Regions from separate parts of the Mus musculus genome. Here region 1 is linked to region 2. Evidence: chromatin loops called from intact Hi-C (ENCODE). Cell type or tissue: heart. All regions are shown on one strand. Links, peaks and the distances in the headings refer to the core of each region. The heading gives the core; the rest is flanking DNA. Region 1 holds the start of Gm40440 (a long non-coding RNA gene). Region 2 overlaps Daam1 (dishevelled associated activator of morphogenesis 1).

Region 1 (16,198 bases), core at 3,920-11,919, 59 kb before region 2:
AGCTCCTGCCTCCAGATTCCTGCCCTGCTTGAGCTCCTGTCCTGACTTCCCTTGATTATGAACTATGATGCAGAAGCAGAAACTGAATAACCTTTCCTCAAAGTTTGCTTTTGGTCAGTGTTTTGTCATAGCCGTAGAAACCCTAATGAAGACAGTGAGGAAGGCAGACTCGAGCTCACTGATCTTGTCCTCTGTGCCTAAAACTTAGGTCTTTTAGGAGTGTTCACTCCACCTGAGTCCACGCTGCTGCTAGAACAACCACTCTGTTGACAGTAGTGAACCTATATCCTATTCCGTACCTCTGCCTGTGGGAACTTCTGTGGGAACTTTATGAAAGCTTACATACAGACTCACCTCTTTAGAGAAGCATCCTTCAAGGTCTCTGGAAATGGGAAGTTAATCTTTCAGACTTATATTAGCACTGAACAAACAGACAATACACCATGGAAACTAGGAAAGGTCAGATTCTTGGAGATCACCGAAGGCCCGGGCAGAAGGAGAAGTGTTGTCAGTTACGGGTTCTTATTTTAATGACACAGGACAGCCTTGTAATAGTGACCAGGATAGAGTCAAGTAAATGCACCATTTTGTGAGTTTGGTGGGAAGGTATTAAGAGAAGGAATATAAACACGGCCTCGTGGAAATCTGCTGCTTCTTATTCACTGCTAAAGGTTCCCTGAAGAGGGGGCCTTGGAAGGTCTCCTGTGACCAACACTGAAGGGCAAAGGAAAGAAGGGAGAGAGGAGAACAGAAGAAATTAATGAAAGAGAAGAAGAGACTGAAGAGAGAGGAAAACAAAGGATTGATTGAGAGAGAGAGAGAGAGAGAGAGAGAGAGAGAGAGAATGTGGAGCATCAGATGATCAATGAAAACTGAACATTTATGTGTTTAACGCACAGCTAGTTTTTCCTCACATCTGAGGCAGTCTCACTGTGTGGTGCAGGCTGGCCTCAGTCTCACTCCGGATCCTCCTATCCATATTAATGTTGGAGGTGCATTCCTGCCCCGCCAGGCCTACCTAGCTTAATGTGATCATTAAGCCGTTGTGCTAGGCTCTTAGCCACCCGTGGAAAGCAACAAGTCTTGGGGAGCAGGTAAGTTGAGTGAAGCAATGTGTACTAACTACAGGACAGCAGTTGCAGATTCATTCTCAGCTCCTTCCATTGTTTCAGCTTCTCCATAAATTCAATCCATAAACCCAGCTGAGTAGACACAAACTATGCTAGACTATTAAAATGTACCATTATCTCAAAAAACCAATTTAATTTTATTTGTTCTTTGGCTTGTATAATTTGGCTAATATTTTTTGCATTACTGCATGTCTACATAGTTTTAAGAGCTGATAAAAGGCTATTTGTCCATTTCTATATAGTTTACCCAATCAGCTCATTTATATAAAAATTTGCTTAAAAATGTAGGGATATAGGGGGCGGGAGTCAGAGTCAAGACTGGTTTTTGTTTTAAGTTGATGATTGGGATTGATGTAAGACAAAGTCATGTGAAATTAAGCATTGAATGCTGGATATAACATGAAGTGGATGAGCTGACAGTCCATCTGTGTTTTAAAAAATCAGATGTTCACATGCACTAAAACACTTAAATTAGGAACAGAGGTGAACTTGAGGTAGACGCTTTGTCAAATGATTTCTGAGCAGCTTCCAGATTCATTCTTTGCCTTTGGTGCCAAAAATGCTAATCAGTTTTGTTTACTTTTTAAATTATCAAACTGTAAGTGTGACAGTCAAAATCTTTGACAACCAGCGTAGCGATGGCACAGACAAGGGTGTTATACCCTCAAATGTCTTTTTCTGATGCACTCCGCCTAAAGAGATATTCACCCTAACTATGGGGAAATTGGTATATGGATAAAAGGTAATTGCACTTCCTTCTGATCTGTTAAGAGATAATATTTGGGAGAAACAGTAAGACCAACTACATCTAGAGATAAGATAGCTGACATGGACAAGAACATCCTTGCGGGGCACATCTGGAGAAGTTCTTCACACTGCTAAGATCCTACCATGTTCTGATTGTTTTTGTGTTGAAGAGATCTCGAGGGTATAGTTTGAAAGAATTGCCTTTGTTCACTATACAACAATATATCAATAATCACAGTAGGAAACCTCTTCCCTAGTCAGGAGGGATGCAGAATACGGGCTCTAGGGTGCTGGCTTCTCCAAAGTCAGAGCATACCTGTGCTTTGGATTGTTCTTCTAACAAGCACAGGCTCTTCAAGAGGCAGGACTGATGCTACAATGGAGAGGAAGAGAGGTGGACTCTGTTGAAGCATCTCTTGGCACTAGGCTGCCTAACATTGAGAGCAAAGGGCAGATCTTGTCCTCGAGGAGAGTTTAGACTGCGTGGTGATGAAGAAATGGGTCGTTCCTGTGGAGAAACCACCTAGACCAGTGGGAATTCCTGTAGAAAGAAACTCTTATAAATATCACCTGTTAATAAAAATTCTGGTGGCCAATGAGCTTAGGTAGGAAATAGGTGGTGGGAAACTAACAGGAAGAGAGAGGATTCTGGGAAATAGTAAGAGATAAAGAGAGATAAGAGAGACAAGCTTGGAGACAGACCAAGAAGAGGAACATAAACCATCAGAGAGATGGAGGAGATGCTAAGAAAGAAGTGAGCAGAACTGAAGGAGAGCTAACTAACCACATGATAGACATCACATAGTTTAAATGGGTTAAATAGGTTATGAGCTAGTCAGAAAATGAGCCAAAGCTTATGGCCTAGTCATTTAATAATAACTAATTAGTCTCAGAGTTGTTATTAATGAGAATTAAGGGACCAGGATTTAAAAACAGACTTAAAAATTCTTTATGCAAGTCCTGGCAAGCACAAGAAACATCCAGAATGAGCAGTAAGGGAGATGGAGGATACATGTTACAGCCTTAAGATTGTCTGCCACTGTGGAGATTTCTGTCGGTAAGAGACCACCGCCTAGAGGATGCTTTGTTCCAAGATGGTTTCAAGTGCACAGTAATGAGGATTGACCATAAGGCCATATTAGGCCTTCCCATTGATCTATATCCCCAGGCCTGGTTTTACTTTTAATTTTTGAGACAGGTCTCACTAATTCGCCCAGGCTGGCCTTGTGTTCCTCCTTCCTGGACTTCCTAAGCAGTAGAGATTATAGCCCTGGGTCTACCAGACCCTGCAGTGTGACTGTGGATACAAAGCAAATGGATCAGGTACTGCAGGAGGTACAGTGTGGTGAGTGATGTGATGTTCTGTCCACACACACCCTTCAGAACCAACACTCATGTCACCAGCTGCCACAATGGCTACTTCTTGATAATGCCAAGCAAACCCTTTTCCAGGAATCATCACCCATTGGAGTCAAATTCTTTCTGTATGCCCACCATCCATGTGAAACTCATATCCAATGACTAGCCAGTGTAAGGTACACAGATAATTTGGGGCCACTCACAAAGGCCACCCCAGCTCCCAATGGGAGTAGCTGAGGTCTTCCTTTAACAGTGTCGTCACAGTTCATCTCAATTTAGCAAATCTGGCTTCCTATACTCTTCATTTTTATTCTATAGCAAGCCCCTATGTACAGAGAAATCTGCTTCAGTGTGTTTTTCCTAGGAAATGTGTCGTAAGGAAGTATCCTAATGAGTATTTTTTAAATCTGCATAAAAAGCATGTTATAATTACGTTAAGTATCAAACCTCATGAAAACAAACATTGTATTTGGCAACAGAATAATATTGGGTAATTACTTTAATTTTATGACTGTGTCTTTTTTAAGTAATTAATATGTGCTTAGCTAAATAAAAAGACTACTTTTTGTTCTTTTCAGAACATTGAAGGTTCATAAAAATAAGCATCATCAACGATGATAAACTTTTACCCTGCCATGTCTTAAATTTATCACCTGTGAACTTTTAGATTAATTTTGTAGTCCTGAGACAGCCTAAGCTTTGCTGATTTTTCAACTTCATGTTTTTGATGGTTTGACTTAAGTTTTCTTCTTTAAAGATTTATTTTACTGTATATGAGTGCTTGTCTGCACATGCATCCCATGCGTGCAGGCGACTCTAGAGCCCAGCAGAGGCCACCGGGCCCCTAGAACTGGCCTCACAGCTGGTTGTGAGGTTGTTTTCTCATCTAGTGCTTTTTGAGGTCCTTGCTGGAAACAAGTTGGTCATGGCTATGTATGTTTGTCAATAGGCTCTGTTCCACCGAGGGGAATATTTCTTCCTTTTTCATTCCCAAGCTGGGTTACCATCGTGCCACAGTAAGTTTTAAAACTGAGCTGCAGAGTCTGGAGGACTTCTGGTGCTGCCCTCTCTCTCATTGTTCTCTGGTGAGATTGTGATAGCGCTTTAATTGATTCTATAGATTAATTTAGGTCTGTTGCCATCTTGCCGCTAGTCTTGCTCAGTGAACCCATCTCCTTTTTATCAGGTGTCTCTTCATTGGTTTCAACAAGGTTTTACAGTTTTCAGAGAGAAGTTTAAAATTGTTTTTCAGTTATATCTGCTCCTGATTATTTTGCTCTTTTTTTAAAATATATATCATTATAAATGGAGTTACCTTTAATTTGCTTTGACGTTTTGTTGCCAGTACGTGGCAATATAATCAAGCTCTATGCTGACCTTTTTTTTTTTTTTTTTTTTTTTTTATCTGCAAGCTTGCAGAAGCTTTATTAGTTCTAGCAACTTTAAGAGGAGGATGTATTGGGTTTTACTTTACATGTTTGGGTGAGAATCTGCATGTACGCCTCTGTGCCACACTCATGCCTGGTATCTAGAGAAGACAGAATGGGGTTTCAGATCCATGCAAGCAAGGACTAAAGCCACACTCCTCTCCTCTGTAAGAACTTCAAATGTTCTCAACCACCAAGTCATCTGCCAGCCCCGAGAGTGACTTCTAAGAGAATTTCTTTGGTGGGTTTGTTGTTCGTTTGTTTGTTTCTGGGAGATGGGGTTTTTCTGTAGACTAGCTCTAGTTGTCCTGGACTTTGTAGATCAGACTGGCCTCTAACTCACAGAGATTCCCCCTGCCCCTGTCTCCTGAGGCTGGGATTAAGGGTGTGTGCCACTATGTGCAGCCTGTTTGTTTTTAAAGCAGAGTCTTACAATGCAGCCCTAGCTGGCCTGGAACTATCTAGACCAGACTAGCCTCAAACTCATAGAGACTCATGTCTTTGCCTCCAGAATGCTGGAATCAAAGATGTTAAAGGTGTGTGCTACCACATCCAGGATATATATATATATATATATATATATATATATATATGTATATATATATATATATATATATGTATGTATGTATATATATAAATATCATGATCATGTTATCTACAACCAAAAAAAAAAAAATAGTTGGAATTCATCCTCACTGATCTGGGTGCCTTTTATTTAGTTTTTAATATCTAAATGCGGTGTTTGCTATAGCTGGTCTTTGCTACTTTGTGGGTTCTTCTTTTTCCTACCCTTTATCCCACTAGTTTCATGCTCTATCACTAGATAGGAGAGAAAAAGGATAGAAGGAGAGAGAAATATAGAGATCTGTGAATCTAGTTTCTTTCCTTTTGTTTCTTTCTTGGGCCCAACTACTAACAAACCCCAGACAAGCTCCCTGAATGACCACCAACCCCAGCCATGACTCTCTCAGGGCCTTAGCTTTTATATGCCCTCTGAAAAGTTCCCAGAATTCCAAATACACAATCTGCAGCTGACAAAACCACACCTCTGCTAGAGCAGCAGGCAAATCACAGTCAGCTGCTGTGAGCAGTCCAAAGCAGCCCCACATTCCTGCGCCTGGGATTAAAACAAAAGCACATTCTTATAGTATTTCTGTGTTTTTGTAAAAAGAAACAGAAATTCCAGGCTCCTCACTACAGCGTGCTGCTTGTAGTGCTTTAAGCAGCAGGAGTAAGACGTCCTTGTGTTGTTCCTAGTCTTAGTGTGTTCGCACCGTTTTCCTGAGGTGAGGACAGCACTGAGTGTTTAGCACACTTCTTTCCTCACCGTGTGTAAGTACCCTTGACTCCTTATGATTTTTATCCAAAAGTATAGTTATTCTAGGCATTTGTTGTATATTTTGTAGCAGGTTCTACTAATATGACTGGTATTTTTGAATGTTAATACAACCGTAATCTTCCTGTGGTAAGAACTGTAAAATATAGATAGTGATGATTCATTCTGGATTGTTGAATTCTGTTTCCCACTTGGGTTTGATCATTTCTCCATGTGTTTTCAGCCTCTATCGTTGCACATTTGTTTATAATTGCTGAATCGTTCTGCTGGATTAACCCTCTTATCATTGTCCAGCATAGTTTGGATGCCTGAGAAGCAAATCAACAGATCGCAGATTCCTCAGATAACCTGCAGGGAGTCTGCATCTGCTGACCTAGATTTTCCCACCGTGGTGAGGAAATTGCAGTCTAGCCAACTGATGAAGTACAAGAGAAAAACGTGTCTCCGAAAGAACGCTGGTCTCCATATCAGTTAGGATGCTTTCAACAAGCAAGAAGTAGAAAAACAGCTTAGACGATAAAGATGAGATCTTCATTTATCTAATGGGAAAGTCAAACTGTCAGTCCCTCTGTCAACTGGAGTCCCTTTTGTGGAGCATGGAGCAGAGACGGTAGTTTCAGAGACAGCGGTTTGAATGACTGTTTTCTTGAACAATACCTGGTACCTACCATGCATGAGAGGGCACTTGCTGAGTATAGAGTGTGGCTTAGGGCTGCTAGGGCTCCCCTCTGCAGAACTTTAGTTGAGAAAGGCTGATCCTATAGTTGTATGGATTTCAGATTCTACCCTGTTCTACAGCAGTCTCCTCTTCCTCCTCCTCCTTCTTCTTTTTCTCCTCCTCCCCCCAACCCTCCCCCACTTTGCTGTAGTTCAGCCTTTCCCATGGGTGGATTATCTTCAGACTGGCTTGTGTTTCAGCTAATAGATAGGAGCAAGAGCAACAAAGGAGAGACAACAATTTTTCCGCTGTCAACCATTTGGCAAATGTCTGGAATTTCACCCTGCCGGTCAATGTGAAGTCACATGTCTACCCTAATCAATGCATGTGGGAAATTTAAATGCACTGCTGGATCTGGGAGTGAAATCACCACCTCTCAACCCTGAGTTATACCAAGGGGATGGGAAATGGTATCAGAGAGATACTACAATGCTTTCTGTATTCTTCTTTAGATAAAAGGTCAAACATCCCAGAAACTAGTAACAGGTTTCATAATTGAGACAAATCCTAGGACCTGCCTTGGTATTTCTCCTTTTCAATAGCAGTAAGGAAGTAAACAGAGGCCACCTCGTGCCAAAATAAAATGATGCCCAGTATATCAAACCAATAGATCACTACTTTCCCCTTTTACTGGAAATATTCTTTATTCAGACAATATATCCTGATGACAGGCTCTCCTCTCTCTATTCCTTCCAGTTCCTCCCTCTTCTCCTCTCCTCTCCCATCCAGATCCACTCCCTCCCTGTCTCTCATTAGAAAAGAACGGGCTTCTAAGAGATAACAAAACATACCAAAATAAAGTGTAGTAAGATAAAACGAAAATGATCACATCCAAGTTGGACATGGAAAACCAACAGAAGGGTTATTTTTATAATCATGTTACACAATTGCAAGTTATTGCCTTCCAGTTTCTGAAATTCCCTTTGTGTTGTTGGGCACTGCACATGGTCCAGTACAGGCAACTTCATGAAATGGGAAAAAAAAAAAAAAAAACCCAAACAGTAACAACAGCAATGCCCCCACCCCCACCCCACTCATGAATCTGAAGGGATCTGGAGATTCCCTTCTGGCCACTGGTTATATGATAGCTGGGCCATTGTCAGGGAGGGACATATTTCAGGATCTGCATCATCTTTAGCTGAGTGTAAACTTCCAAATCCAGGTGAATTTGATCCCAGGACAATGAACAGACATGGAGCTTCTGTCAGCATTGCTGGATATAACCTTTGAAAACATTGGAGGACAGTGGGCATTAGGGTGGAGACCTGCCTGTTCAGAATGTCAAGAGGATAAATCTTAAGATGATACCCTGTCATAGAAAAATGGAAGAATTGGTTTTTAGGAAAGTAGGCTATCTTCATTTTGAATGTATATGGGAAAGTCATACCTACAAGGCACTGTGTTACCTTGGCAAGTCAATGATGCAGTGTGTGTGTGTGTGTGTGTGTGTGTGTGTGTGTGTTCTGCTTGGGCCTGGAACCTAATACGCAGCCAAGAATGCCCTTGAACTTCTGATCCTTAGGTTCCTGCGGACCTAGTGCTGGGGTTACAAACTTGAACCACTATGCTTAGTTTCTGTGCTTCTGGGGCTTTGTGCACGCCACATGAGCACGCTATAACTGAGCTACCTCCCCAGCTATCAGACTAATACCCCGGTACAATCAAACAGAGGGGAAGGATGCTCCTCTTATGCTCTGACTCTAATTTCCTGTTGCTGCTGTATGTAACTGGCTATCACAAACAGTGATTTTAGACATTACAGCAACACACACCAACTCTCTTCCCGTGGGTTAGGAGGTCATAAATCAAAAATGAATCCTGTAAGAATAAAACCTAGGTGATAAACAGGCCTGACCCCTTCTGAAGGCTTCTCGTGTACATCCATTCCTTGGCTCTTCTGGCTTTCCCACCTAGCCAGCATTTCTTCCCTGACGGCCTCTGTTTTCATTATCAACTTGCCTTCTCTTCTCTCTGACCTCATTCTTCCCTTACGTAAAAACCCTCACGGTTGCATCTGGTCTATCTGGAAAATCCAGAACCTTCTTCCTGTCTCAAGCTAGTTAACTCAGTCACACATGCAAAGTCCCGTGAACCACACACATTCTTCAGAATTCAGATGGGGCCCCTAGTTCAGCTTACCGCAGTTAACAACACATATTTAGAAGTCATGTCCTAAACTGTTTTACAGACTAAGGAGGTACACGCCAACATGTTGGTTAACCAACAGCCTCTTGCTGCTAGTCTTTGTATCTATTGCTTAGTTTTGCTGTCCTCTCACCTGAATATCTACCCAGCTTAAAGAAGGCAGGGCCTTGGAAAGCAGGTCTATTCCAGCACTGAACCTGGGTTGATTTGTGATATCAAATCAAGTGAGTGTTTTGACTGAGTTGGAAGGAAGTTGGGCCTTAGGAAAGGTGACTTTGCCTTTGGCATTTCTTCACAAGCCTGCAAAGAGATGATCTAAAGGATGCAGGAAGGCAGTCTGGCTCAGCATGAGTGAGCAGCCAGTGTTGGTTCAAACTTCAGGAGCCTGACCCTAAATGGCCAATTTGAGGCATATTTAAGCACAGCAGATTTGATGGATTTTTTTTTTTAATTTCTGAAGATAATGCAATGGCCTTGCATGCACAAGGAAGCATACACACATCTCTTTGAGAACAAAGCAATCTAAATAATGAGTAGACGTGACTGCATTGAAACTCCTCGTAAAGTACGTGTAACACCTTCCATAATGACAGGTTCTATAGATTGACTGAGAAAAACAAGCTTATGATAAGGTCTGGGGGAGGAGCCAAGTGCTGGTCTCAAGCCACACAAAGCAAACAGCACCAGGCTGGAAAACAAGTCTGCTCCCAGCCTGCTGGGCAGAGAGCAGGGCTTGCATGCCTTCCTTTGAAGGAACGACCCCAGAGCTTAGCATTCCAGGCTCCCCAAGTGCTTATCTGTGAGCACAAAGACCTCTGTGCCCCTACATGAGGAGACAGACTGGCTATCTCTGGAATGATACGCCCTTCCAGTGTGCCAACGGTAAAACCGTGGGCTCACGGCACACACAGCATAGCTGTATGGAGGTGCCAGAAACATAGGATGTAGACAGAGCCTTTTCACGATTAAAGAGTGTTACAAAATCATAAATGTCCATGGAATTGTAAGAAATAGCATTTCCATGTGCCTTTGCATAGATTTTTTTTTCCCAATTGGAGTATCTTATGGAATGGCAGTACAATATTACAGCCATGATAGTGGTGCCAATATACACAAGTTTAAAAAATATTTTTATCATCAACAAACTCCCAGTTTGTTCTCATAGCCACGCCCTCTTCCCTCTCCAACTCTCAGCCCCCAGGGTTGCAAGTCTTTTCTCTTTTTCTACCATTTGTTATTTAAAGAATGCTACACAAACAATGTAACAGATGCAACCTTTTGACATTGGCCTTATAGGCACAACATAATTCTATAGCGACTCCTCATCATCATGCATCAGTAACTGGCTCCTTATAGCAGCTGAGTAGTATTCTGTCTCATGGACATACCACAGTTTATTGCATCATTCTTCTGTTGAATGGCATCTATTTCTCATTGGAAGCTCGTACATGGGGGGGTTGGGGCTCGCATCCACATTCAGGTATAACTTTCTGTTCAAGTGTAAGTTGTTGTTCCCCGAGAGAATGTCCAAAAGCACAACTGTGACTCACAGCAGTTCGATGTTTGGTGTTCCTGGGAATTGCCAGCCTGGTTTTCAGAATGGCTGCAGTATTTTATATTCATTCCCTCATCAGGACACAAGAGATCTGGCTTCTGTCAACCCTTACCAACATTTGGACTTCTCTTTCTTTTTTGACTTCCGGCATGGTGATCGGTGTGCAGGGATTTTTGATTTCCCCAGTACCTGATGGTGATGGGCATCTTGGTCTTTCCTTACTTCAACCATTTCTGTCAGTGCACCTCTGGGGTTATGACTGTGTGGGCACAGCAGCCAGGAGAGTCCTGTAGCCTTTGTTAAAGTTGTCTCACTGGTCTCGTTTTACAGCCTGGGCTTCTGAGCGACTTCACTTGAACACACTCTCCTTCTTTAAAAGTTATAAACGTGTGGAAAATGCTTTAAAGAAATCGCTTTTTTAAAAAAACTATCTACCAGCATTTTTAAAATTTGAACAACAATATGAACTAACCAGTACCCCTAGAGCTCCCTGGGACTAAACTACCAATCAAAGAAAACGCACGGAGGGACTCATGGCTCTAGTTGCATATGTAGCAGAGGATGGCCTAGTCGGTCATCAATAGTAGGAGAGGCCCTTGGTCCTGTGAAGACTCTAGGCCCCAGTATAGGGGAATGCCAGGGCCAGGAAGCGGGAGTGGGTAGGTTGGGGAGCAGTGGGGAGGGGGGAGGGGATAGGGGATTTTCAAAGGGAAAACTATGAAAGGGGACAACATTTGAAATGTAAATAAAGAAAAAAATCTAATAAAAAAGAAAAAAAGTATTTCAAAGTTGTTAAAAAAAGAAAAAAATTTTCTCTAAAAATTTTTTTTATTATTAGCTGACAATTACATACATACATACAATGCATCTTGGAGTCCCACTCACCTCTTCCCTTTTCTTTATTTTTTAACATAATATTTTTATTGATTATCTGGAAATTTCACATAATGCAGCCAGATCACACTCACTTTCCAGTGCCCCCGTGTCTGCACCCTACCCCCTGGCCTCTCCACAAAGAAAAAAAGTGAGTTCAATTTGTGTTGCCCATCTACTCACTAGAACATGGTCAAACTCCCGGTGGCCAGCCCCCTAAAGAAAACTGAGTCCTGCCTCATCCAAACCCTCTCCAGAACCCATCAATTGTGGAGAGCTACACTTCAGCATCCCTATCAAAAAATTTAAGCGTTCTCTTTGATGGCTTCCTATCTAAGTTGCTACTTTTGGGGGTTGGTTTAAGGGGTTTTCACCAAAGCCTTTTATGTCCCTCTTTTTCAACTGCGAGTATGCAGTCATGGATATCACTACAAATGTTGCTTTCTTGCCATCAACATGGCTTCTGGGGCACAGACTATTGACACCAGAATGGTCTTCAGAGACGTTATGGCCAATGGACATCAATATGGCTTCAGGCAGCAGCATAGACCTCAGACACCCACATGACCTATGGCAGTAACGCAGATGACAGACATCAGCATGGTCTTCTTTGGGAGCACAGGCCATGGACATCTATACAGCTTTCGTAGCACCATGGCCCATGGACATCAACATGGAGTCAGACACCGGCACAGACCCTGGATATCTTCAAGGCCTTCAGTGGTAACACAGGCCATGAACATCAACATGGCCTCAGCAACAGCAGGGACCACGGACACTAGCATGGCCTCCTGCAATAGTACAGACTACTGATGTCACCTGGCCTCCACAGGTAGCACGAGCCTCCAACATCAGCTTGGCCTCCAATGGCAAAGCAGACCACGGATATCCACATGAACCTCGAGCTTCAACATGGCCTTGGGCAGCAGCACAAACCACAGATACCAACATGGCCTCTGGGACAGCATGGACTACGGAGGTCTTTCAAGGATGTCCAATCCAGAAAATGAACCCGTCTTCATCTTATCCTGGCTCAGAGCCAGGGAGATCATTGAGTAGTGTATTCTGAGTCTGTGTCTGCACAAGCTCCTGCACAGGCTGCTGCACAGGCTGCTGCACACTGACTGCCTTGCCCGCCCTACTCAGCAAAGCCGTGTTCCTCCATTGACAATAGCCTTCTCTCACACTTGCCACTGCTGTCTTAGCTATAGCTCCGCCTCTCTCCACTGCGCATGCACCACTCTGTTCCTCCATCTTGCGTTCATTAGTCTGTAGTGGCATTTGCGAAAACAGGTATATACATCACAACTCCAGACAAAACATATTTAGAATTAGCAATAGATATACCAATATATTTTAATACAACTATTTTCAAGGCCAACTAATTAAATCAATGTATCGTTATTGTATTGAATAACACAAATTATCCTTGATTTCTGAAAATAGAAACTGTCTTTCATTAACTTAAAAGTAGATCAAATATTTCTCACTGATAGTCCATAATAGGTTTCTGTCACAGTAGCTGACTATCTTTCTGCTGATTTATCTTTTTTTTTTTTATTTAATTAGGTATTTATTTCAGTTACATTTCCAATGCTATCCCAAAAGTCCCCCACATGCTCTCCCACCCACTCCCCCACCCTCCCACTCCCACTTCTTGGCCCTGGCATTCCCCTGTACTGAGGCATATAAAGTTTGCATGACCAGTGGGCCTCTCTTTCCACTGATGGCCGACTAGGCCATCTTCTGATACATATGCAGCTAGAGACACGAGCTGGGGGGTGGGGTGGGGTGTGACTGGTTAGTTCATATTATTGTTCCACCTATAGGGTTGCAGATCCCTTTAGCTCCTTGGTTACTTTCTCTAGCTACTGCTGATTTATCTTTTGCTGTGATAAAACACCTTGACCAAGGCAAACTTATAACAGCAAGTGTTTAATTGGCTTGTTGTTTCAGAGGGTTCGAGTCCAGGCGAAGGCAGAAAAAAGGTACAGCTGTGAGTGCTCACATTTTGATCTGAAAGTAAACAGCAAAGAGAGACTCTGGGGTGAAAGCTCAAAGCCTGCCCCCAGGGGTGCACCTCCCAAATAGTTTCACTAACTGGGGACCACCAGCTGAGCCTTGGAAGCCATTTTCATTCAAACCATCATATCCTCCACAAGACAGGCATAGCAATCTGCAAGCATTCAAAAGCAAGCAGGGGCTCAAGATTTGGTTGCAGTATCTCGGGTATGAATAACATATTTTTGAGATAATGGCAGTAAGAAATTCATGCAAAAGACTCACAAATTGTTGAGTTTTGTGACTTTGCAAGTTGGGTGTTAGCACACAAGCTCTTTCTCTCTCTCTCTCTCTCTCTCTCTCTCTCTCTCTCTCTCTCTCTCTCGGGATCATAGGTCAATCTTGCATCTGCAGACTATCAGTATTTCAGCTCTTTCCTCCATATTTAGGCCCACTCATCTTTTAAGAAATGATGCTTTGGGAACCAGGTTTACAATAATTATCATGTTATAAAATGTTACCTCCATTACACTTTCCCTGGCAACTCTCATGGTATAAGGGAAGGACTGTCAGAGAGGTGACACACCTGACGGTGGTAGGGGGCATAAGAGTGTGTAGCCAGACTGTTGCTAACTTGCTTAGTAGTTCAGCTTGCTAGAGTGAGGCCATCTGAGGTGACAGCCTGCAACAGGACATGAACCAGCGTGAGCTATATCCTGCCAGAGGTCTGAGAGATGGAGGTCACTGCCCCCCAGCTCCCAGGGGGCAGCGAAAGCTTCCCACCAGTGTCACAAGGCAACTGGGACTCCCAGCTGCCTTGGCGCGTGCAAATAGTCACTCTCTGGAGAAGCATAGGCTGGCCACAGGGGGACATTTTTCTCCTATGTTATCATCCACCCTCATTTTTCTGCTGGGAAATCTGTGAAAAGTCAAAGATAGGTCCGGTAGGGAAAAAAAGCAAAGTAGGCGCAAGTCTTCATTTTGCACACACGCCTTCCCTAGATATTGCTGTCTCAATAGTGATGATTGAGGGGCTTCATACCTGGTGGTCAGAGGCTCTCTGGAGAATGTGTGTGCTGGCTTCCTTCGTCTCCACGTGTGGTAAGAAGAATTAGCAGGGAGTCATCTCACTTGGAGTAGCATGTTTTATGCTCCCCCTGGATCCTGGGTTCAGAAGCATAAATACATGTGTAGGAAAAGCACTCACCTTAAGGTACAGCCCAGGCTACTGCTGACTGGCCCACAGGGACAAGGCTTGGGTTGTCTCAGTTCATGCATCGCTGGAGTCTTCTTTATGGGCCCAGCCAGAAGTCTAGCAAAACTGGAAGGCAGAAGTGGGGTGCCGGCCAATTCCATCTTTCCCATGAAAAAGTTAAAGGAATTCTCACTCAACTTACTTGAACACCATTCCAAAGCAAAGCATTCTAGCCTGGGGCTGGCAAAGCCTGCGTTCTCTCTTCTGGAGGAAGCAGGGGTCCGCATGCCTAAGAAAACATGAGGCTTGAGCCTATCTCCGAAGAATTATGGAATCAGGGCAGCTTTAGTATTCATCTGACCCTGGCCCTTCCACAATCAACAGAGCTAAGAGTACAGAGGCAGAGGAGTGGTGTTGTTTTAAAGCACTGTTAGTCTGTGTTCTGCTGTTTTATAATCAACACACACCAAGACCCAGAGAAGCAAGGAAGGGACTTTGAAAACAACAAAGAAATCCCTGAGTTTTGCATGCATGTATTATCTCATCTAATCATCATGGCACCTTGCTAGGAAAACATTACTGTGTTATATAGCTCATACCTCATGTGAGAAGTGAGGGGTGGACTGGTCACACAGACAATAAGGGGAAGTCTAGAAACTCAGCAGACAGTTTGGCTCTAGATCTCTTGCCCTTAACCACTCAGCGACATCACCACGATGTCCACCACAAATGGCTCTGGGGTCTTGTGAGGACTTAACAGATTGGGGTTGAAGGAGGGTGATGAAGGACTGGGACAGAGAGAATATTCCTGGGAGTCAAAACCTTTGCTCCATCTTGAAGGACAGGAAGGAGTTGGGTGAAGAAGGGTCAGAGACAGGAAATGTAAAGGTTCATCCAGAAAGGGAATGGGATATGCAGATATGTAAAGTGCAGAGGGAATATGCAAAGTAGGAAGGGAGGCTAAGCAGTGTCCTTGGGCATTGAGTTTGGGTTGTACTAGGGAAGGAGATAGTGCAGAATTGGAGGTCATAATTAAGACTGGAGATCTTTCTGTATAAGCCAAAGAGAACGTGACTTCAAAGCTTAGGGGAAACCAGTAATGGACGTTCAGCAGTCGGGAGGTGAGTAACATTTGTCATTCAGAAAGAGTATTTTGCCTCTATATGGAATCACTGGCAGAAAATTAGAACCAGGGGTAAGCAAAGAATGAAGACAAAAGATGGTGAGAGTAACTGAGAAACGGTGTCTCCATTCCAGTGAGAAGAGACCTGTGTAGATGGAGACCCGGAGGACTGACTCAAGGTAGAAAGTAAAGGCTCAAGGGTATGAGGACAGGGTGTGTACTGGCTGATTTTATGTGTCAACTTGACACAGGCTGGGGTTATCACAAAGAAAGGAGCTTCAGTTGGGGAAGTGCCTCCATGAGATCCAGCTGTGGGGTATTTTCTCAATTAGTGATCAAGGGGGAAAGGCCCCTTGTGGGTGGGACCATCTCTGGGCTGGCAGTCTTGGGTTCTATAAGAGAGCAGGCTGAGCAAGCCAGGGAAAGCAAGCCAGTAAAGAACATCCCTCCATGGCCTCTGCATCAGCTCCTGCTTCCTGACCTGCTTGAGTTCCAGTCCTGACTTCCTTTGGTGATGAACAGCAGTGTGGAAGTGTAAGCTGAATAAACCCTTTCCTCCCCAACTTGCTTCTTGGTCATGATATTTTGT
Region 2 (16,198 bases), core at 4,350-12,349:
CTCACTGGCCCTCAGATTTTAAAACATATTTTTTTCCAACCATTTTCTCTTAATGTAGAGCTGTTCTCGATGTTTGACTTATTTGGAAATATTCTATTACAAAACAGAACTCTTTAGGGAAAAACATAACATTCTTCACACACCACATTAGAGTAGTCTAGCTTGATTCATGGTTTTATAAGCTGATCTCTAAAGGTTCTGGTATGAACAAAACAGCAATAAACAGTCTACAGCTGAGCTTCTCAAATATTCAAGTTCATGCACTTTAAACCATCACAATGATGATCTTTTTATCTAGGAATTCTAGTGACGATGAAGTCATATATATTTTAGTTTTAGAAATTTGAAGAAACCTCAAGCCAGATTAATGTTCCCACACATAAAACCACAGGGTATTCTGTATGTATGTTAAAAAAAAAGTTAACCCACTGATTCTGTGTTTTAGCTCCATGATGAGGTAGGCAGAGGTCCCTTCTTTTACAAACACAACAATGTACAGGAACCTCATGGTGGTGGATTGGACCACATCTATGGCTATAATTCGTCTTGTTCTCACTGTGGTATGTTATAGTTGGATTCCTAATAGTGGTGCTGTGGCACATGGTGTCTCCTTGTTTATTGGTAAGGCTGGAAGGCAGTACTGAAGTTAGCTGATGTTGTGAACATACCCTCCGAACTTGAGCTCAATCATCCACACCAGATAACTCAACCTGACCACTGAAAACGATGCCTACTCATCAGGTTTGAAGGAGAGACTTCAGTAAAAGGAGTATGGTGAAAGATTGTGCTGGTTAGTATCCACTTGATACAAAGCTAGACATCTCTGGGGAGAGTGGAACGTCAGCTGAGGGCCTCCTACGACAGACAGGCCTGTGGGCAAGACTGTGGGGGCATTTTCTTGATTAATTGATGTTGGAGAGCTCAGCCCACCCTTGGGCAGTGGGCTGAGCAAGCCATGGGGAGCAAGCCCCGTAAGCAGCATTCTTCCAAGGCTTTTGCTTCAGTTCCTGCCTTGAGCTCTTGCCCCGACTTCCCCTCATGATCTCATGATGGACTGACTGGGGCATGTAAGCCAAATAAACTCTTTCTTCCCAAAGCTGCTCTTGGTTATTTTAGTTAGCACAGCAACAAAAATCAAACTTGGAGATGGGCTGCATAGAACTCTGTGGTGGGGAATGTACCTAATATCAACTCTATGAATAGTGAGAAGCTACCAGGGGAAGATATAACAAGAAAGCATGCTTAGAAGTGTTGGTTATTAGCCAACAAAAGTCTTTCTCATACAAGAAAACAAATCTTAAATAGAAAAGTATCACAACAAAGTGTCTTACTAAAATAATGTTCCTTTGTAATGATGCTATGAAGTGAAACGCATCACTGCTGATTTGCTCTGCATACCAGCTTCTGTCCCCTAGAGATAAACATCCTACACAGATATATGTGGCCTTGGTCTTATCTGCTCCTAGCTCTCATCACTTACTCTGCTTCCAGAGATGAACAATCCAGTGGCAACCAAGGCTAAGGTGTCACCACTCTAACCTGCAAGGTCTTGCTAACCAAAAGGCAACATAGGCCAGCTAGACACTCAGGGCTACCCTGGAGATGAAAATACAACGGTTGCACAGAACAACTGGATCTGGGAAACATCTGCTGCTGCATTTCCTGACCAGGGACTGCTGTCCTTTAGCACCACACAAAAACTCAGGGCAGAAGAACCATGCGAGTGCGCGCACAGGAAAATTTACCAGCTCTTTAGCTTCTGCTAGAAGATCTTCAACATCTGAGAAGCTGAAGCTAGCCAGGGTGATGAACTGGCTGACAACAGACACGAACTTGTCTCCAGGCTGTGGGGGCTGAGACTTCTGATACTCCAGCTCCTGAAACACAGAAAGCAGAGGTTTCACATGTGCACACCTTGTCTCTTATTCTCACCTAGGTGAAGAGCTCAGACAGCAAATGCATCATCAGTAAGCTCTAGAGTCAGTTCCCTTCCCCACCCTTCCTCTCCACACCAAGGCCACGCCCATGTGTGCAGACATACCTGAAAACAGCTACTTAATTTTCTGAGATTTTAACCAACGTGATTTCTCACTCTGACTTTTGAAACAAACGAACACTTGGTCAAAGTAAACAGAACCAAAACAGCAGGATTCAAAGTATTTGTGAGGCTGGTCGATGTTCTGTGTTTTGATTTTTCTTCTTCCTTTTGTTTAGTTTTTCTGTTTTTGTTTTTTCTCCTTCCTCATCTACCAATTCTCTTTACTTCCTAAACCATGGTATGTATCTAGGTCAGCAGAGCTGCAACTGTAGCTCGCGGCAACAGGCTCACCCCCCTCCATTCCCCCTGTCCACACCAATAACAGGTCTTGCTGGATAGGCAGGTAGGAAAATGAATCTTCTGTTCATTTCCCATGTTCTCTGCTACCATGGTGACAACCACACAGAGGACCGAAGTCAAATTTCATGGAATCCAGCCATTTTGAAACATACATTCTTAACAGCTACAGTTCCCCAGCATCGTTATGCCCACTGCACAAACACAGGGAGCTTAGAGGAGATACTAGTCAAGGAGTTGATCAGTGACAGCAGACTTTGAGCTCAGTCTTCTGGCCCCAGTACTAGCAATATCTATGCTAAGTGCCACCAGACTGGCTTCGGTTCACAGGATTTTCCTGCACCTGCTTTGGCAGAGACAATGTTCAGCAGGAGTGGAGTGCTCGAGGTCTCTGGGTTCTGACTCGTCTACTGCTGATACTGTTCTTCATGGCAGACTAAATGAAATGACAGAAGCAGAAACTCAAACTGTGGAGCCAGCAAGCATGTCATTAGCCACTCACTCACTGCATCTGGATTTATCTCTGACACTTCACACAGCATCACTGACTTGGACAAAGCACAACTAGGACACATGAATATCCAGGTGAGTCAAGCTCTGTGGCCTCCTAATATGTCAGTTACAGCTTGACATTTCAGCTGCCAGGGGCAGAGATGGGCTCTGTCCTAGCTGGTGATTTTGTTAACTTGATACATGCTAGGGTCATTTGGGAAGAAGGAATCACAAATGAGAAGATGGCCCCCTCCAGACTGGCAGCAGACATGCCTTTAGGGTATTGTCTTGACTAGTGATTGCTATGGGAAGGCCCAGCTCTTTGTGGGCTGTGAGATCCTTGGGCAGGTGGTGCTGGGTGGTGTAAAAAAGCAGGCTGAGCAAGCCACGAAGGGCCGAGCCAGCAAGCAGCATTCTGTCACAGCCCCTGCTTCAGTTCCTCGCTCCTGTTGCAGTTCCTGTCTTGAGTTCTTGCCCTGACTCCTGTTGATGACGAGCTATGATATGGAAATGTAACTAAAGTAAACCCTCTCCTCCCTAAGCTGCTTTCGGTCACGGAGTTAACCACAGCAAAAAGAAGCCCTACCCTAGACAGCTTCTGCGGCCCCTTTCCTATTAAGAACATGATGCAGTAGACGCCACCCAGGAGAGGGAGCACAACTACGCTTTAGCAAGCAAAGCCACTGCAAGTCCCGGGAAGACCACCTTGACCTGGTGGTCTTCTAACTCAGACACAGGGTTCAAGAGTGTGCACCACCTGGCTTAGGGATGGCACAACTGCTGATCGAGTCTCAAGAAAGTCTACGTGGGAAGGAGAAGGTAACCACTCAGGTTATCAAGCATCCTGGCCAGGCCGGGCCTTCTAAAACTCCATGGAGAAATGTCCAGGCATTCATAATACAATTCCTGTATCCCCCTCAGGCCCCAACTCCTCAAAAACAAGCTCCTGAATCTTAGTGGAAAAAAGATTAAGATGTTATTAGCACTATGTCTTCAAGGACTTCAACAGGGTGTAGGATATAGTTTTGTGATTCAAAGAGGAGAAAGGAGGGCACCTTGGCATCTGGTGATAAATTGTCTGCGAGGTATTTAAGGGAAGGGCAAGTTTCAGACTGTTTCTGAATCAGTAACCTCACCCAATGCAGACACAGCCAGCTGGGCGGGGCGTGAGTGGTGGTTCTCATCCCTGGACTTACTCCCTGGCAGCCGCATCCATGGAGACACTCCTGTGGCCGTGTCCCAGCGCCGCTGTGCTACATTCTTCTGGCTCCTCCCTATCTTCTCCACATTCCTGTGGTTCCCTTTTATCTTCTCTACCTGGGCAGCCCCCCTCCCATGGACCTTTCTACACCATCCTGCTCCTAAGCCATAACTGGAGTTCATCTCCTCCAGTAGGAGCACCTCCTCCAGGATGTGCCAGCCAATCACACGCCTCCAGGCTAGCCTCAATCCAGCCCTTTCATCACGTCTCTCTTTGATCACCACCATGCTTATCTAGACAGGGTCCTGCTGAGGGAACTGCTGCTCTCACCATCGCAGCACTAGAAAGCCTTGGACATGGTATATATGCTATGGCCAAGTGTGTGTTTGGTGAAGACTCCCCTTCCCAAAGGACCAGTTCAGAAGTAGCAGAGGGGTTTCCATCAGCCTGTGGAGAGTCACATCAAACGGTAACAGAACAAGGAAATGGAAGGTTGCCTCACCTGGTCCATTCATGCTAAGGCCTGCCTCCTGGGTTGAATTGTTGGCCCTCCTCACCTACTTCAAGCTCCCACTGCAGGGAGCCTCTCAGGACACTTGGCTGTATGAAACTGAGTTCCTATACTGGGCACAGCTTGTGCCTGCTTCTTTCTGGTCACTCTTATGGAATCATGTTTATCCTGGGCAGAGCACATGCCAAAGGCGCTCCTGTGCTCAAGGTCTGCACACCAGCAAAGTAGTGAGGAGGCCGACAGTCATGGTGGGAAGCAGGTACTCACCGTCTCTACAGCTTTCAGGCCACTCCTCAGGGTGCTGATCTCCTTGTCCAGCTCAGTCATGCTGTCGGAGAGAGTGACATCTTAGCAGTCAGCAAGCAGCTTACAGGAGTAAGTAAGAGACACACTGGCTCGAGTCAGTGCGTGCTTGGAGGCAGGCATATGCTTAGCTTATAAACTATATTCCAGGGACAGTGAGATGGGTGAGAGTGCTTGCTTCCAAGCTTGACAACCCCAGGTTACTCCTAAGGACCCACACGGTAGAACGATAGAAGAAAACAGTTGTTGTGACTTCCAGAGGCTGTTATGGAGCATGCGTGTGTACACACATGTACACACATGTATACACACACACACACACACACATGTACACACACACACATGTACACACACACACACACACACACGTACACACACACACATATGTACACACACACACACACACACACACACACACACTAAATGTGATAGAAAGAAAACATTCCTCTCATTCTCAGATTTCACAAAAGCTACAGCATTAAAAAAATGTAACTTATGTGAGTATAATTTTAATTTTTCTGTACATTTTTTTGTTTCCCTCTGCCAGCAGGTATATGTTATAGGTTAAAAATAGCAGAAGAAAAATGTTTCCCATGAGTAAAGAAATATTTTATGTTTGAATCACAGAGCGCCTCTGCTTCAGCAAGTTGCTATATGTAGAAATGAGCATGTGCTGCGTTTGGCTCTCTAAGAAGGTGGCTCGCCTAGAACCTCATTCAGTTGGGACCCTGCAGCTCACCATGACTACAGCAGTGGGAGCAGCTCGTGGCCTCAGTCAGCAGGCGGTGGCTGAGAGCTGTCCTGGACACTTTTCACTTTGCTGCCTTTTTTGTTTTTAGTGGAGAAAGATTCCTGGGCTTCTTCCATGCTTTCTGTTTCATGGCTTTTAAACACTAAAGATTAAAGCTCAACTCTCACAACCCCACCGTATCAAAGAGCTTGCCGCCAATAGTTCATTTAAAAATAGATCATTTCTTGTGTTACCTACTCTATTTCTTATACCAAGGGAGGGAGGGAGAGGGAGAGGGAGAGGGAGAGGGAGAGGGAGAGGGAGAGGGAGAGGGAGAGGGAGAGGGAGAGGGAGAGGGAGAGGGAGAGGGAGAGGGAGAAACAAGCCACTTATTCTAGGTTGTCAATTCACAGCAAAAGGCGCAGCTTAAATATATGTCTGTCAGAAGGAGGGGTGGAGGGCGGAGAGCGTGGAAAGCTGCCTGTTTCCATCTCTGAAACAGCACGGGATTTGTGGGGAAAGTTTGGCAACTTCCCATTTTATTTTTAGGTTCTTGATTTGCATAACGACTGCTTCCCATTAACCGGCTGCTTGGTTCCAAAGGGTGTGCGTATCTGTAGAAATGACTGACTGGCTCCCTCACATGGAGGCCTTCCATTTGCTTCACCTTGCGTCCCCCTTTGACTCAGAGCTACCTGTGTACAGAAGAGCTGCTCTTCAGAAGCTCTGCTGAGGCTAACTATATGGCCTCACATGCAGCCAGGTGCTCTGCCACTCGGCAGCACCCCTGGCCTTCCATTTACTTTTTGTTGAGACAGTCTCACTAGGTTGTCCAGGCCAGCCTTGACCATGCTTTGTAGCCCAAGCAGGAATTGAACTTGCAGTCCTGCCTTTGTTTTCTGAGTCAGAGAAGCCAAAAAGCCTCGCTGATGCTTATACCCTTAAAAACAAATCAGATTTTACACATGGGGCAGTGAGTATTCCAAAGGACCTAGAACAAATATATATTCTCTAACACGTTTGGCTGTGATTCAAACCACTTCGCGCATTTGCACTTCAATGCGGTGCCAGCGAAGTGCCTGCTGCTCTGCAGTCTAGCTGGCAGAGCAGGGCTGGCCGTACTTACTTTACTTTCGCTGCTTGAGGAATATCCCGCAACTCTTCGCTTAGGTTGAGGACTTTGGGGTACTTATTCTCCACAATAGTTATTAGATAGTGCAAAAGAGTAATGTTCCTACGATTAAAGAAAAGGAGAACATGAAAAGTGATTAATATGGTTTATCTATTCACGGGGCAAGACCCAACATACACCAAGAACTGGTAGCGTGGCATGAGAACAGTTGTTGCACCCATTAAGGACAGCAGCTGTTTAGAAGCCTAAAAGTATTTTGCAAGTCTAGAACAACTCGATGTTGTGGTTATTGGTGATGCCCACTTAAGGTTTCATGCAAAGGGTGGTTGGATGAAAAGCCCCCATTTCAGAGCTGATGCTGGAAGTGTACCATGACTGTGCCGTTACATACACAATGTCCCTGCAGCTGTGAAATCACTTCTAATTTTAGCAGTTCTTCAGCTCTTAACTGCATGACCCTCGGTAGTTATAACAGCTGTTGGCGCCATTTTCCTGTCTGGTGATGACAGGATCGAACCTTGACTGACCTGGATAGGGAAGGGGGTGTCTGATAACGCTATCAGGCAAAGCTGTGCTAGTCTGGTCCCGTGGTCACCAATTCTACTGCACATCATAGTCACCTGGACTCCAGATGCCTGGGCCAATACCAGAGATCCATTTAACTGGGATGAGGTGGGGCCAGGCATGGATAGTTGTTAAAATTCTCTGGTTAGTCTAGCTTAGACAAAGAACCACTCATCTATCAAAGCTGTCCTAGTTAGAAGTATACAAATACATTTGTAGTAACATTTCCATAATTTAGGCAGTTTGCTAATTTACAGGGCTAAGCCACTATGCCCCAGCCCACCTATACCAAAGGGCATCAGGGTTGCCTAACAATGTTTTCCCATAACAATGTAAAGCATTTGCAGTGTTCTGTGGCTTTACCCAGACAACACTCCTGCTCTCATGGCAAGGGTTCAAATAGGTTTTTCTTTATTTTTGTTCCTACCAGTAATTAGGAAACATCTTCCATTAAAACAAAACAGTGGCCAGTACTCCTGGCCTCTCAGGCTTCTGTGAGCTTGCTACATCTTATTATTGAAGTATTACCACTGCTTATAGAACCTATCTCTCTGCCCTGAGCCTCTCCTCTAAAGGTGGAAACAAAACACTGGTAACTATCACAATAATGCTATTCTCTTCATTATTTTAGAGAGATGCTTTTTTAATCTAGAGAAATTCCCACAGAGAAACTGTGTAGCCCTCCCTGGCTGTCCTGGAACTCACTTTGTAGACCAGGCTGGCCTCGAACTCAGAAATCCGCCTGCCTCTGCCTCCCAAGTGCTGGGATTAAAGGCGTGCACCACCACTGCCTGGCTGATAATAATTTTTATTTATTCTTTTGAGAAAACTTGTTCATATAAATTCTGTAGTCACTTTACTAAGCAGACACCCTGTAAGAACCAAATTATCAGAAAGTGGGGGATGGGTGGATACTGACTTTGCCTGTGCATGCACAGGGAGAAGTTGCAAGAGATGGTGTCCTTTCAAAGACGGCTGTTCTTTATATGCAAATAAGAGGCTGCAGGTCCCTCTAACAGCCTGCAAACAAGACCCACCTGTGGGCAAAGAGCAGCACTGTGGACTGACCTGCAGATCAGGGGTTAAATCCTCCCCCAGGCTTGGGGGTGGAGCAGCAAAACCGCTACTTGGCATTGCCTTGGCTTTCTTATCTGACAACATGTGGTAAGGAACTTGGCCTGGCCACTGACAAGCTATTGTGACAATCAAATGTGAAAGTGCTCCAAAAAGCACTGGGGCTCCCGCTAAGGAAAGGACAACAGCACTGTCTCTGTGATGTGAAAATAACAGCTTAACACATGGCTTACTTCTTTTCTCAGACCGAGAGCTGCTACACACTATGGCTGCTATGCACTATGCTTCAGTAACCCTATAGGGAACATAGGGTAAGAAGTCTCATTAGTGAGGAGTAATTGGGGCGGACAGTCCGTCATGCTAAAGGGATTTGGCTCTGAGCAGCTTTACCTCAGGAAGGATTGTGCGAGGTCCTTTGAAGCCAGTGAGCGCCTCAGAGAAACAAAGCTCTTGGACAAACACGTGTTAATGTGCGTGATGACCCTACCTGCTCAGGACACAGGGGCTGGCATCTTAGCGCTTCTAACCAGACAGTTTACCTCAACTGTGAGGCTGTGCACATCCTAGGACACAACTTAAAGAGCCTTGGGGTGTGCAGCTGAAGGCAACTGCATTCACAAGACTGAGACATTCCCAGGATGCCCGGTTTCTCCTTTTTCTGAAACACAGTTCTCTGTGGAGGGGCAGAGACTAGAGAGGTCATGAGACACTCAGAGCTGGGAGGGCTATGACTTGGTTTTGGCTGGATAGAGGTCCATCAGTGAGTGGCTTTTTAGCATGTTATACTAAAAGTTTAAATTTTTTTACATTTATTTATTTACTTAAATTTTGTGTGTATGTGCATGCACACACATGAAATGGCATGTATGTTTGGGTCAGAGGACAACTTGTGTGAGTCAGGCCCTCAGTCTTGGGGAAATCACCTTTACCCATTGAGGTACCACACCAGCCCCATGAGTGAGTGAGTGAGTGAGTGAGTGAGTGAGTGAGTGAGTATTTATTTATTTATTTACCTTGGAATAGATCGGTGGTTCTTATCTGTGGTTCCTGACTCCCCCCGTCAGATATCAGATATTTATATTACAATTCATAACTAGAAAATTACAGTTATGAAGTAGCAACAAAATAATTTTATGACTGGGGGTCACCATAAGAGGAGGAACCATATGAAGGGGTTGCAGCATTAGGAAGGCTGCGAACCACTGGAATAGACAGCGTCCCTATGCAGAGAAAGTAGATGAAGGGTCCCAGGGAGCTGGAGGGTTGCGTCTGTTTGTGAGAGGAATGGGAAGGAATGGAGGTTCAGGAGCATGGTCAGGAAGCCCGAGGCTGCAGGGTCTAGGTGGGCAGTTCACGGTCTATAAAAGCACCTTGGTGCGCCAAATGCTGGAGGGGCACACACTTACTTGTCAATACTGGATTTGGTATCCGCTATCTTGTTGAGGCTGGAGATCTTGAATCCATATGCATTGCCTCTTTGTCCTTTATTCATATAATTTCCAAAAGCCAAGACCACCTCCAGGAGCTGCTTGAGGGCGCGGCTCCTGAACACCTCCTCAGAGCCAGAGCGAATCGCTTCAAAGCAAGATGCCCAAAACACACCAGTTACGGCCAAGGCTTTCAGTTACCCTGTCCTAGAGCAACACATCTTAACAGGCATTCGGGGTGTAAGAGTGGGTCACTAGACTGTGACCAAGCACTTTCAAGACATGCAAATTAGAAGCACAGTTAACAGCTACCATGGAAGGAGGTTCCACAGAGAATGGAAAAGTTCCTCTCCATTCTCAGCCCTTCTCAGGACTGACTCGCCAACCTGAAGCACTTAGGAACAGGACAGGACAGCAGAGCAAGTCTGTTTCCATTGCCTCTTGTGGCTCAGATCAGTGAATGAGTTCTGCTGGCAGTGAACTAACTGGCCGTGTGTCATGGATGGCTTGTAGGTATTACATCAGGGACTGGAACTCCGACCCTGACTCCACTGTACACTCTGTAACTGATCTTTAGTATCATCCACATCCCGAACATAAACACAGCACACTTAGGAAACCTACACTCCGCCCTGAGGAAATCCTAGGAAGGCACGGCAATGAGAATGCTAATTATAGGTTCAATGCTAGGAGTGGCAAATTCATTCCTTAGCCATGCTCATGTGGTCAAAACCCCAGTCCCTGGGAGAAGCTCAGGCCATTTGCAGGAGCTCCAGAGCCCAGGCCAGGCCAGGGTATGTAAGACACAGACCTTATATGACCATCCATTGGAATTTCAAAAGAAGCAGTTGTTTACTTTGGGCACTTGAGACAGCCAATATCTCCTGCTAAGTGGTTTGACCTTACCTTCTACTTTGGGCTTCACTTCTGCCACACGCTCTGCAAACTTCTTTTTGAAGTACAGTGATTGCAGTCTTTGCTGGTAATGATTAATTCTGTAAGAGCAAGGTGGGTTGATCAGCACTCAGAAGGAGAGCTCATTTCTCTCAAATCAGCATGGGGTATTTGGGTGATTGCCTGGGGCCCTTCATTTCAAACTCCCCTCACGTACCAACAGCTCTTGTGAAAACAGAAGAGATGAAAGGAATCAAAATGTAGATAGACTCTCCACTTCCCTCACTTCTCTCGAGTCTCTTCCCTTTTCAGTCTGGCCTTTGGCAAGGCTACAAAGACTTGTCTCTGTCACACAGCCCTCATACTCATTCCCAACCCTTTTTGCTTTGCAAGCAGCTCATTCAGCTAGGCTCCTGAAGGCAAGCGAACTTAGCCTTCCAGAGAGCTCCTAGAGGAGCCAGGGACCTGCTGGCCTCGGCTCTGCAGCGAAGCTCCAAGGTCCTTGCTGCTCGTTAGTTAGGGTGGGAGCTGCTGCAGTGTGCCTTCCCATGAAGCTTAACCTGCTCATCACAGAAGGTCGGTCCCGGGATCAGCCCCCTTTCTAATACCATCCTGTAAGCCCAAACAGTCCTAGGCTTGCAGCCCAGCTATGCCTCTTATTAGGTGGCCTTGAGTGAGATTCCTCTGGGATTCCTTGCCCCCGTGGGTAGATGAAAACCATACTTCTCTTCTGGAAGTCCCTACAGGCAGGGCTGCTATAAGGGTTCCATCAGAAAGCACTTGTAAAGATCTGGGCATGCTTGGGAAGCTGGTGGTCACCAGCTTGTCTACACTGAGGGCTGCAGGGCGTAGCTTCGAAGTCCCAAAGTTTTCCTTTGTTCAGCAGTAGTCTCCAAAATGGCTAGTTGTTAGGGAATGACACATAACTAAATCTGGCCACAGCAGGAATGGAGCATGAGGGACAGACTCCCCTTGGCAGTATCTGCAGGCTCATGGCACTGAGAGAGAGGGCTCTGTCCCAGGGGCTACTGGTCCTTTTCTAGTATGGAATCAGTTCACTCGACCTGGAATGGCAAAGAGACTAAGCTCACATGCCAAACCCAATTACAGAGCAGTGGCTGCCCCAGGGCAGTTCTGGAAAAGGGTTCAGAAAGCTTGCTGAGGCTCCATGGGAAGACTGTCATGACTGATTAGTGATGTCTGCCTATGTCTTATTCACTCCCTCTGAGTTTTCAACAAACATATCATTTCCCTCTAATTTATAACACACCTGAGATGTCAAGGTATTAGATGCTGAGATACTATCCCAAGACATCAAAGTGTTGGTGAGAGTGACTATGATTGGAACATTTTAGCACAATAAGGCCAGAGCCCAGGGGCCCTGAGGCCCACAAGGACAGCCGTGAGGATGCTTGGACAATGGCTTACTGGGACAAGAAGTGCTCCACAAGTGAACACATTCTACACAGATCATCTCTGGGAAGATTTTACCACTAAAACATGCTGCCAGACAGGGGACTGGCCCAAGCTGTTTGAGTGAGGTTTAGCGACGCCCTTACTAAGGCAAAGGGGAGCTTCACTCCCGTGTCTTCCAGCTCACCTGCTCATCTCAAACAGGAAGCGGTCAGCCTTGGCCATCCGATCCAGCTCATGCTTGTGTTCCTCTAGCAGGTCGATGTCGCTTTTCTCAGGAACGAATTTCAAAAGCTGGAAGTGCATGTGTGAATAAAGCAGGAGGTTAAAAATCACTATAGTAGGTTTTAATCCTTTCAGCTAACATGAAATTTTAATTTTTTCTTAAGTTATAAGCTCTGCTAACTGGCAAGCAAGGCATAAGGAACAGCTATTTATATGTTGACTTGATAGCAGTTTTAAATTGGCTGAGAATCTTTTTCTATTCTCCAGCACCTTTCAAGTAAGAACTGTTACCAATTTCCACCAGGATCTACTTTGTGCAATGCCTTAGCAGGACCATAGAAAGTAAACCCTGTCGTTAGAAGGGCATAAAACTGAGTTCCTTCCAGAGACTCAGTACCTCAGCCTGCATTGCCGAGCGAGTGTGCCTAACTGTCAGGAACAGAACCTTGGTCTCTCTGGCTCCCAGACTTCTATCCATTTTTGTATTGCATAACGGTGGAATGGATAATTACACTTGTGCTTTTCATTCTCCTTGCTTACCTCTTCTGCTTCTCTAATCCCATCTTCCTTATCGCTCCATGTAGAGTTCAGTGAGAGAAACACTGGGAAGAGTTTACCTTTTCTGCATATCTTATTTTGGAGGGTGAGAATGAGAAATGAAGAAATGATACTGAAAGTTGACAAAGCTACTTCCTATGTGTCTGGCTGCCATCCTGAGTGCACACATTTGTGTGCATTTGTGTTTGTAGAGGGCTGGGTATGCCTGCTATTTTCTAGATCCCATGCTTTTTCCCTCCTCCAAATTGAAATGAGACCTTCCCCATAACTTGAGTTCCTCCTCTGATAGATTTTCAGATGTTTGTTGGAATTTTTAAAAGGCAGCTGGTTGGGAGCCACCAGAGAGAGAGAGAGAGAGAGAGAGGGAGAGAGGGAGAGAGAGGGAGAGAGAGGGAGAGAGAGAGAGAGAGAGAGAGAGAGAGAGAGAGAGAGAGAGAGAGAGAGAGAGAGAACTGGAACTACAGAGAAGGCATCACTGGGAGGTGGTGCTCAGTGAATATGTTCAAGGCTGGAGAAAACCAGCACTCAGGGATGGGGATGGGGACGGGGATGGGAGGAGGAGGAGCCCATAAAGGTGGCACTAGAGGTTAAGTTGGAGAAGCCTGTGTAGCATCACAGGGCCAAGGTGAGAACTCTTCACTATGGAGTAAGTGGTCATTGATGTCAGACATCAACAAGACACCAAAAAAGAGAAGACCCACCAAGAGTCTTCTGGCTTGGGCAACAGGGAGGCTGTGAATGCCCTCAGCAGTCCCAGCTTTAAGGAGGCGAAGACGACAGATGACAGTGGGCTGATGAGTGAGCAGGAGGAGGATAAGGACTGGCTTCCACAAACTCCGACTGTGCCAGGAGCAGAGAAGGCAGGGACACCGTGTGTGTGCACCCACCGAAGACTGACACTTGGCCAGCTGAGAGCTGAGAGGGCCAGACTGAGGCTGAGGGGCGGAGCAGCCAGCCCAGATGGGCTCCCGACAAAAGGAATGGCTTCACCAGGGCATTAGCAAAGCCAGCTCCCTTGCCCCAGGGGGTGGAAAGGAGGCGCAATGAGAGCAAGTGCCAAGGAGTGGTGCATGGCCTGCTGGCCGGGTGTGCTGACTGCTAGACACTTCTGTTCCCAGATCCAAATGGTGACACTGAACCGGACATGTAGTTTCATGCTTCTTACATAGGGAATGTTGTAAGGCAAGGAGAAGAGAGCAAGATGAAGGGTGTTCCTCTCCACTTTACTTTGAAGTTTTATCTTCTAAGGTAGGAAACCCCCTTCTAATATCAGACATCTTTCCTCGGTTTGCCAGGACTATAGCTGGTCTGTGATCAGGAAAATACCACCACTGTGTGTCTTCTGTGACTTCCAAGAGCATAGGAAGAGGCATGTGAGCCACACCACCACCCCACCCCCTGAAAGCAGAGGCAAGTAACCTGCTGCGTCCTGCTGCATTCGGATGGCTTTCCAGAGGGATGTAGCTAGGAAAGCACCTAGGAACAGAAAAGGTGGGCTCTGGGGAAGAGCGGCTCACTGACTTCAGCCACACCCTTAGCCCTGCCGTCACCAGCAACAGACAGCATGGACTGCACGTGGCCCTCATGTGGGCTCCACACAGGGGTCAGGGGATGCTGGGGCAGATACGTGTCCTGAAAAGAGGTATGTGGAAGAACACCAGGCAGAGGGACATTACAGTGAGGAAGGAAAGGGGAAAGAGAGCGTGGGAGCTGAGCAGAGAGCAAGAAGCTCACAGAATTATCAGGAGAGACCAGGTCAAAAATGTCCTTGGCCAGATGCTGCATCAGTGGACAGATTTTCTCCCTTGTTTATTTGGAGTGTGTCTTATTTGCACTGCAAGCCCTTTTGGCAGGGCTTTGCGATCCTTCCCCTCAAGGAGGAATTTTGCTGGATGCAGTTTCACAGTAAACAGACCCTGTAGAATTTTAAGTATATGACCTTGTAGACAGAGGCAGCTCTGCACACAGTTCATCACTTCTAGTAGTGACTGGAAGGCGGGGCCACCTTGAAGCTGGGGAAGCAAGCTGTACAGCGAGGGAAAGAAGAACGGGGATCGGGACACAGCCCTGCACGGGAGAACACTTGAAACCGTGCATCCACAGAGAGCCATGGCAGACTCGAAGAAAAACATCATTAACATTTTGAAAATTAAATCGAATGTTTAAATGGCAGCTTGATAAGTTGTTCTACTGGAATTGTGAGGTTTTCACCCAGGACAAGTCCAGCTGCAGGTCTATCTTGCTCTGGGTCTGTTGTCACCATCAAACAAAGACAGAGGGGCAATCTATGAGAAGGTGGCCTTGCCACTCAGGACACGAGATAACCCTTTCCATACTTTCAGAGCTGACTCAGCACACAGTGGCCGTGTTCAGCCTTTAGTCATGGTTGCTGCTACCCACGACTGATCTTCTGGGGACCTGGCTCTGGTAAGCACAGACCTTAAACCTGATCACCTAAACTTAGACTGTCCCAAGTACGAGGGAGTGGAAGGAAGAATAGCCAGCCTTAAAGCACTTTGAGACGGTCACCACAAAGCTCAGAAACCTTCAAGCCTTAAGTGGTCAGGGTGAGAGACAGATAACAAGCTTTGGAACATGCACTGCTTAGACACACATAATACAGGCAGAGTGGCTCCACTCTGGAGAAACACTCCAGAACAAGTCACACTGTAGCCTGGCTGCTTGGACAGAGCTAATATGTTTTCTACTCAGGGACACTGATGTGGCTGCCCCTAAGTTGTGACTTACTGCCATTTAAGACACAAGATGCCACATATGAATAGAGGCATGACTTAGCTCTAAAATAACTCGCTTACCATAGGACAGGTATGACTGCTTAGAACAGGTGGCTGTGCTGGAATTAATGGTGGCTTTTGTGCTTGTGGAAACGATGAGCCAAGATGCAAATTTAGTAATTAATAGTTTGCAGCGTGATTTTTTGATCTCAGACTGCTTGTGAGATTTCCAGCACTCCCGAGAAATACTTCTTCCCGCCAGGCTCAAGCAGAGTTTTTTGAGCTGTTAAGACCAGCACTGCCCTGAAGCCGAGGGACAGAGTCTGAGCTGGCGACCCCAGGCCCTTAGTAGACTTTGCTTTAGGATTTCATCTGACTTTTATTTATGAAAGAGAGACAGTGGGGGAGGGAGAGAGAGCACATGATTGGCATGTGACGTGGATGCCTTTACACACCAGATAAGGGTGTTGGATCTCCTTGAGCTGGAGTTGCAGGTATTGTGAGGCACTTGGTCACTCTACATGGGTACTGGAAATGAACTTGGGTCCTCTAGAAGAGCATCAAGTGCTCTTAACCCCTGAGCTATTGCTCCACATTTGACAAC

Evidence for each region. A loop is a pair of places that touch in the nucleus more often than their neighbours do. Peaks named below come from ENCODE experiments on the same cell type or tissue, not always from the same donor. Only the 100,000 strongest peaks of a DNase experiment are listed, where the experiment ranks them.
Region 1: it touches region 2 in a loop (2.0-fold over the local background); 4 of 42 quality-filtered maps call a loop at or near these places.

What each region holds. Positions count from the first base shown.
Region 1 is chr12:72,029,852-72,046,049 of GRCm38, reverse strand. Gm40440 (a long non-coding RNA gene) reads left to right here and starts at 5,857. Exons shown (of 3, transcript XR_872816.2): 1 at 5,857-5,995. In heart, for the core only: no CTCF peak of the experiment used is centred there; no DNase peak of the experiment used is centred there; H3K27ac peaks cover 3,167 bases.
Region 2 is chr12:71,971,362-71,987,559 of GRCm38, reverse strand. It overlaps Daam1 (dishevelled associated activator of morphogenesis 1), which reads right to left. Exons shown (of 26, transcript NM_026102.3): 19 at 12,264-12,370; 20 at 10,676-10,764; 21 at 9,749-9,917; 22 at 6,699-6,806; 23 at 4,807-4,867; 24 at 1,746-1,877. Among named protein-coding and RNA genes, the nearest start is that of Gm40440, 61 kb to the left of the region's middle. In heart, for the core only: CTCF peaks have their summits at 5,626 and 6,246; DNase peaks (open chromatin) are centred at 6,099, 7,269 and 8,419; H3K27ac peaks cover 5,868 bases.